Regions from separate parts of the Homo sapiens genome. Here region 1 is linked to region 2. A link is a contact called in ENCODE Hi-C or POLR2A ChIA-PET data. All regions are on one chromosome and are shown on one strand. Each heading gives the region's core, a stretch centred on a gene start or an enhancer-like site at or near the end of the contact. The rest is flanking DNA. Distances are from core to core; before and after follow the strand shown.

Region 1 (3,331 bases), core at 89-2,588, 120 kb after region 2:
TTGGAAAAGTTGACAATCTGCCTTGTTTACTAACCCTTCTGTAAACACTTATTTGGTAAACCATCACCAGACCATGTGCCTTGGAATGCGTGCGCATGCAGGGGACATTTTTAATGAGGTACAGTGCCATTGAGGGCCCATGTCAGGTGCTATAAGAAGTGCTTTGTTGTGCAGATGTCTTAAGAACAGCTCTGGAGGATGAAATACGACTATGTTGACCTTTCAGCTGTGAGCTTATTTGTCAGGATTCAAATAAGTTGAAAGGATCAAACTGAACAGTTTCCGTAGTCAGACTGGGAATTGTGTTTCAGAGGTCAGCAGCGGAGGCCACATTGCAGATTCCATAACATAGCCAATTGTTGGTACATATTAAAGTACTGGGGCATCTCCTGTGGACAGAGACACAATTAAAATTCTAATTTATTAATGTATACAGGGAGCTAGCCCAGCCTGTCACTCAGTGATTCAAATGATGGTCCATTCTTTTTGCCTCCCTCTTGGAGCTCTTACAGCCTTAAAAATACCCCGAGTCCTCTTGAATTCATCAGGCCTCAAGTGCATTGGGAAAATGAAAATATATTATTGGGGGGGAAATCTTACACATAGTAGAGCTTTGGTTAGAGATAATAAAAAAACACACACATACACAATCTGTCTGATCACACTGCTCTTCAGTATTGAATATCATTTGTGATTTTTTTTATGGTAGAATTATTTTCCCTCATACTTGCTTTTTAAAAACATATGGCATTTTTAGGTAACTTCTTTTCCAAGATGAACGAAGTTCCTTGAGGGCTAAATATAAGAAGTAAAGTTTCAGGGGATTTCCTTTTGAGGGCTCTTTTTCTTCTTGCCTGTTACAGGGTTTTTAGCCACCATGCAGAAGTGGATGATATAGAGGGCTCCGTTTTTCTTGGCAAGGACAGTGTCAAAACCAACCTCACACATTCTGCTGAGCACTTCAGTCTGTATAAAAAGTAGGGGGAGAAGGGGTAATCTTGAACGCTGGTTTTGGTAAAGAAGATGTCTTGAGTTTTTCCCCTACCCCCCAAGTAGAGGAATTGACAAGCAGAGAATTTAGACCAGCTTTAAGATTTGGCCGGGGGAAATAAATCTAAAAGGTTGGTGGACTGGTGTGTGTGTGTGTGTATCACAGACGATTGCTGAAGGACCCCTCAGCTGCCTGATAGGGTCATGCACATTCAGTAAGCTTTATTAGGTTGGCTGGCCTTCCACAAACAGAGGAGAAATTACTATCCTAGGTCACATGGTATATTACCTCATTATAAAAATATGCATATAGACTGGTGATTCACAGAAGGAATAACCTTCATATTTAAATATATCTTGCCATACTGCATCCTTGCTGAGGCGTCTCCGCCGGAGTGGCTCTGAAATGAAAGGGAAATCCTACAGCAAATCTTAACAGTGCTCATCTCTGATCTTCTCACCCTTCATAACTACACTGAGAGACCGATTTTAGCAAATTTCAGATCTTCTGCATAGAGGAAGGCTTGACAGGGAAGAAGGATTTGATCTGCTGATAGCTTGAGGGAAAAAAAAAAACCCCCAAATCCCCAAATATACTGTGACTCATATTTTAAGCATATCTCACACTTCCCTGCTTTATGTTTGGCAGCGCTCTCTGGTTTCACAGGCTGATGATACAAACAAAAGAAAATGGAAAGTTAGAGGAGGCTATAAGTGGTTACTCGATAGAGATCATAAAATATAGTCAAACATCACCAATTTGGTCTAATTTCAGGGAGATGAGAGTAAATAAGAGAGAAATGGCACTCTTTGCAGATCCACATACTGAACCAAATCTGAGCTGGTCACATTCTTGGGTGATGTGGTTTATTAATGAAGGCATTAATCGGGTATAGATATTGCTTCTGAAGTTCTTGAGAAATATTCTACTTAGTAACCAAAATTATCTTTTTACTTAGTCTGTTCATTTGCTTCGCAAATTTTTTTATGAATGATACAAATGAAAATTGAAAATTGGCCCCATCATAAATTCAGAATCAGAATGATCTGAATTAATTAAGTGCAAGTTGGTGAACATTTCCAAAGCAGGCTGGGCATGGTGCTGGTGTTCATGGGATACAGAACTGTTGAAGATACACACCCTGCCTTCAGGAGGCTTATGAGTTGTAAACAAATTAACAAGATTTTGCTGCAAAACGAAAATTACAGATGAGTAAAAATAGTAGGCTCTTTTTTTTTGAGATGGAGTCTTGCTCTTTCATCCAGGCTGGAGTGCAGTGGAGCGATCTCGGCTCACTGCAACCTCCGTCTTCCAGGTTCAAGCGATTCTCCTGCTTAGCCTCCCAAGTAGTTGGGACTACAGGCATGCACCACCACGCCCAGATAATTTTTGTAATTTTAGTAGAGACTTGGTTTCACCATGTTGACCAGGCTGGTCTTGAATTCCTGACCTCAGGTGATCCACCTGCCTCGACCTCCCAAAGTGTTAGGATTACAGGCATGAGCCACTGTGCCCAGCATAGGCTTTCTTCTATAAATATTTATATACTTCTGAAGATTGCTTAAACAAGTGAAATAAATGCTTAACAGTGCAGGTGTACTCATAACCTCGAAAATGCGTAACTTTACTGGCTGAAGATTAATTTGTGAGTCGATGAGCAATTTTATTGATCAAATTTTGGAACTTTGACCACCGTTTCTGGGTAGTAATTCATCTTGGTTCTTTAAGCATTTTAGTTGTTGGCACGAGTACATAAACTGGAAGGAAATCAAATGACACATTTTCTCCTAAGAAAGTAAGAGTACATGTGTATTCTGGCAGCATTAAAGTTAGGAAAGAAAGTAAACTTTGTGTGTTGCTTACAGTGGAAAGCTCACCAGCTTCAGGCCCTCTATAAAGAATTTGAACCTGAAGCCAGTCATCTGATAGTTTTCCTTCCTGCCCATGCCCTTCCTTCCAAGGTGATGTCATGTGTGAGCCCCTTACTCAGAAGGCCATTTCACTGCAGGGAAAGTGAAACCCACTTAGAAGGCCGGCCCTTTAGTCCACTTGGAAGCTCAGGGTGATCATGTGGATTCTTGCTTTAAGTGGAGGAGGTTAAAATACAAGATTCAGCAGGTGTTTTTTTAGCATTTTTATTTGCAGTTATATAAAACATGCTTTAGGCAGCATTTTGCTTTGCATTAATGCCGCATATAATCTTAGTAGCTCATATCATTTCCACGTTATTCACTAAAGAAGAAATTGGCAAGAGGAAACCTGTAAAGGAAACTACAACTTTATGTTGTTGATAGTGAAATGGAATGGTTTTGAAGTACTGACCCTTAAGAAATAGCCCTA
Region 2 (3,176 bases), core at 563-3,062:
TAAATCTCGGGTGTTGAGAATGAGGAATGTTTCAGTGTCATAGAGTGTAATCTTCACCCTTATTTACCAATTCATTAAGATTCATTGATGCAGGATCGGTGAGAGGAAATGACAACATAAATCAGACCTCCAACATAATGACCCTAATCAGTTGGGAATTGCTGGAAATGTCATGATGAACTATGTCCTTGTGTTAGTGCCACTGTACATTGTCATTGCGCTGCTTTATGAGTGGGACGCATCTTCCTGACACTGACTGTATTTAACGAAAAAAGAGTTGTTAAAAACCTGATTCCATTAAAGCTATGAGATCCATACAAGGTCCTGTGGTGTTTAGCCTTGTGCCCTTTACCTTCATTGTAACTGCTTAATGGAGCTGCAGTTTAATGCACATTTAGAGTACACCTGAGTAAAAACTCCACAGGAAAAAAAAAAAAGCAGGTTGATTTATGGCTTGTCATGTCTTTATTTAACCCAATAATTTCGGTGCGTATAGAGAATTGAAAACAGTAAGTTCTCCACTTAGGTACCAAATCTCTTGTCACTAAACTGAGGAAGCATCCCAGTGACCTAGAACTCCCTAAATATCCTCTCTTTCCGTGATGTGTTGGATTCAAACCTCAGTCTCCACAGGTTTGCTGATGGTAACTGCTGGTCATTCCTAGAATAATGTGTCAATTCAAAATTAGCAATATAATTTGACAGGGGCTTCTGCAAAGAGGTTTCTGGACACCTCCCCCGCCCCCCACCCGCCCCACCATGATATTGATTTGATTCCACCACATTCTTGGAATTGGTTACTGGAAGATCGGGAGCTGCATAGTCATACACATTCTTCGATTTAATATAGTTATTCATTTTAGCTGTAATGAATTAATCTGGCAACAGTTTTGGACTAGCCCAGAAGGCACTCCTCCTTCCTCTTTACTTACTGCTTATTAAAATCTTGCCGATGAATAGCAGGTAAATACGTTTCAGGATGTGAAGATTGAAAATTGTCACTTTATACTCCTTTGACTGTTTTTTTTTTTTTTTAAAAACATTGAGCATGATGGTAACCATTTTTTAATCTCAAAACAAATCTTTAATCTATGGTATAAGGCTGAGAAAGACCTGTAAGAGAACAAGACAAGTTTACTTAATCTTGACAGCCCTGGGTGTAATCTCACTCTGCTTGTGACAAGTCAGACTGTAAGATTTATAACTCCTTAATCAAATGTCTAGAAGTCTCAGGAAATGTTATCATAGGACTTCCTTTCACATGACTTACTGAGAACTCAATAGACCGTTAGATAAGCTCTAGACTAAGCTGGACCTTAGAATAATTTCAAATTGACTAATAGTTTTCTGGGGGGTTTCTTTGGCGGGAGAGTGTTTTCAATTTGTTTTGACAAGTGTATGTTTACAGACTCATTATATCAGAGGGCTCTGTTGCTTCCAATAGGAAGACACGGTAATTTTTGATGCCCTGTGGTCGTGGTCTTCACGTAAACGCTATTTGTGTTCCGAATCTTAGAGTTGTGTGGGAAGGGGATCCGAGGAGACATGAGGATCATAAAAGCTGCCCGATGTCACCATGGTCGCGTGCCTGTGGGGCTGTAAAGGCAGACTTAGACAAGAGCAGGGGACTGCAGTGGGCTCTGAGCCACTGTGTGTCAGTGGAAGGATGACTAAGAGTGTGAGAACCACTGCATCGCTAGAACCGCACCAGCCTTCTCATGTGGTCCAGGAGGCCCGGCACCGCCATTACCACGAAGACCAAAATGACTCTCCCCACCCACAGCCAAACCAGAGTCGTCCTGTGCGCTCTGCCCTGTCATCAGAGGGGACTGTCAGCTGCCGTCTGACATCCTGCGTGCTTTGGCTCTTACCCCAGTCTGACCAGTGTGACTGTACAGGATCCCTCTTCTTGGCCGGTGAACAGCGCACTTAGTGCCCTTGCAGGGAGCCTGAGAACGAGCAAGGTAGTGCGTGCGGGGAGTGAGCAAAAGAGAGACTCAGCGAGACAGGATGTGAGATGGAGGTGGAGAGCAAGACTGCGAGAGGAAAATGACAAGCAGAGAGAAAGGGATACTAAGAGGAAGATGGCAAACTGAAAGGGAAAGAGACTGTGTGACAGGGTGAGACAGAGTGAAAGAGATTGAGCCAGAATGAGATGCAGAAGGGGGTAGGGAGGGAGTGAGAGGGAGAGAGACAGGAGAGAGAGAGAGAGAGAGAGAACCCCGGGAAGCAATAGGGACCCCCAGAGTAGACCCTGCCATCACTTGTGCCTGGAAGAGGCTCTTGCATAGGTGACGGGCATTTTCAGGATGGCTGCCGGGTGGAGTTGAGCAGTGAGGCTGGCAGGAGTCACATCTGGGCCTGAGGCAAGTAGCCCAAACTGAAAAGGCAATGCTCTGATGTCAGCCTCATCCATCTAGGCTTAGAACAAGGATCTGTACTTTGAAGAATCCCAGCCTCCCCTGCAAGAAAGAGCCCAAGATTGTTACCATTTCAGACCTCAAGAGCCAAAGCAAGACACACCAGTTCCTAACCAGAGGGACTTGAGTTAGCTCTAGGAAATGGGAAGATTCAATTGATGTAATTTCAACTTCTTTTCCTCAGAGGCGTCCAGCAGCACAGGCTGCCAAAAAAGTGCCCATGCCCTTGATGTCTAAGCAAAGTGACTGTAAAAATAGAAGTAGTGTCTCAGAAGTTTTTTCTCTGCCCCTGTCTCTCCTGAATCTGAACCAGGCTGTTTAAAACTTGGCATCACTCAGCTTGCAAAGCTACCATTTGTTTCTAGAAAGTGAAAGTTTTTTTTGGTAAGCCCTCTGAAACTCAGTGTTGCCTAAATATCTGAAGACATGATTTTTCTCAGTCCGTCTTGGGCCCCCGTGCCCAGTCTCTCTTTGCTGCACCCGTTCTTCCTCTGCACTAATATGTCCTCATATCCAGCTCCTTTCCATAGATGTGATTGGGTTTCTGTTCATGTCTCCACTGTTCAAAAGATTTGTTTCCTCCACCATTAGTATTTGAGGGAGAACTCCCAAAACCTAGGGAGGGGAAAGCAAGTGGGCAGAGAACTAGAAATGAGATGAGAAAAATCGCTAGCTATTTCTGGCAAGGAAAAACATCTTTACAGTAACAGGAGTGTTTAACAGACAGACAAAATACCTTCAAAATATGCAAATCTC

The links. A loop is a pair of places that touch in the nucleus more often than their neighbours do. ChIA-PET counts read pairs that join two places held with the same protein, here RNA polymerase II (POLR2A). Pooled maps may share reads with other maps.
Region 1: a loop to region 2 is called in a map of endothelial cell of umbilical vein, with 4 times the contacts of the local background. The contact joins two enhancer-like sites. A Hi-C loop is called at or near these places in 2 of 168 maps with a recorded cell type or tissue (B cell and endothelial cell of umbilical vein) and 4 of 50 pooled maps. POLR2A ChIA-PET finds 5 or more read pairs at or near these places in 7 of 52 experiments (AG04449, AG04450, H1 and 4 more).

What each region holds. Positions count from the first base shown.
Region 1 is chr3:71,107,663-71,110,993 of GRCh38, reverse strand. All of the region lies in intron 7 of FOXP1 (forkhead box P1), which reads left to right. Among named protein-coding and RNA genes, the nearest start is that of FOXP1-AS1, 180 kb to the left of the region's middle. Within about 2 kb of position 1,338, at least 4 of the 41 ENCODE cell types and tissues checked have a DNase peak (open chromatin) inside an H3K27ac peak, as active enhancers do.
Region 2 is chr3:71,225,592-71,228,767 of GRCh38, reverse strand. All of the region lies in intron 5 of FOXP1 (forkhead box P1), which reads left to right. Among named protein-coding and RNA genes, the nearest start is that of FOXP1-AS1, 63 kb to the left of the region's middle. RefSeq lists enhancers at 1-607, 1,801-2,301. Within about 2 kb of position 1,812, at least 19 of the 41 ENCODE cell types and tissues checked have a DNase peak (open chromatin) inside an H3K27ac peak, as active enhancers do.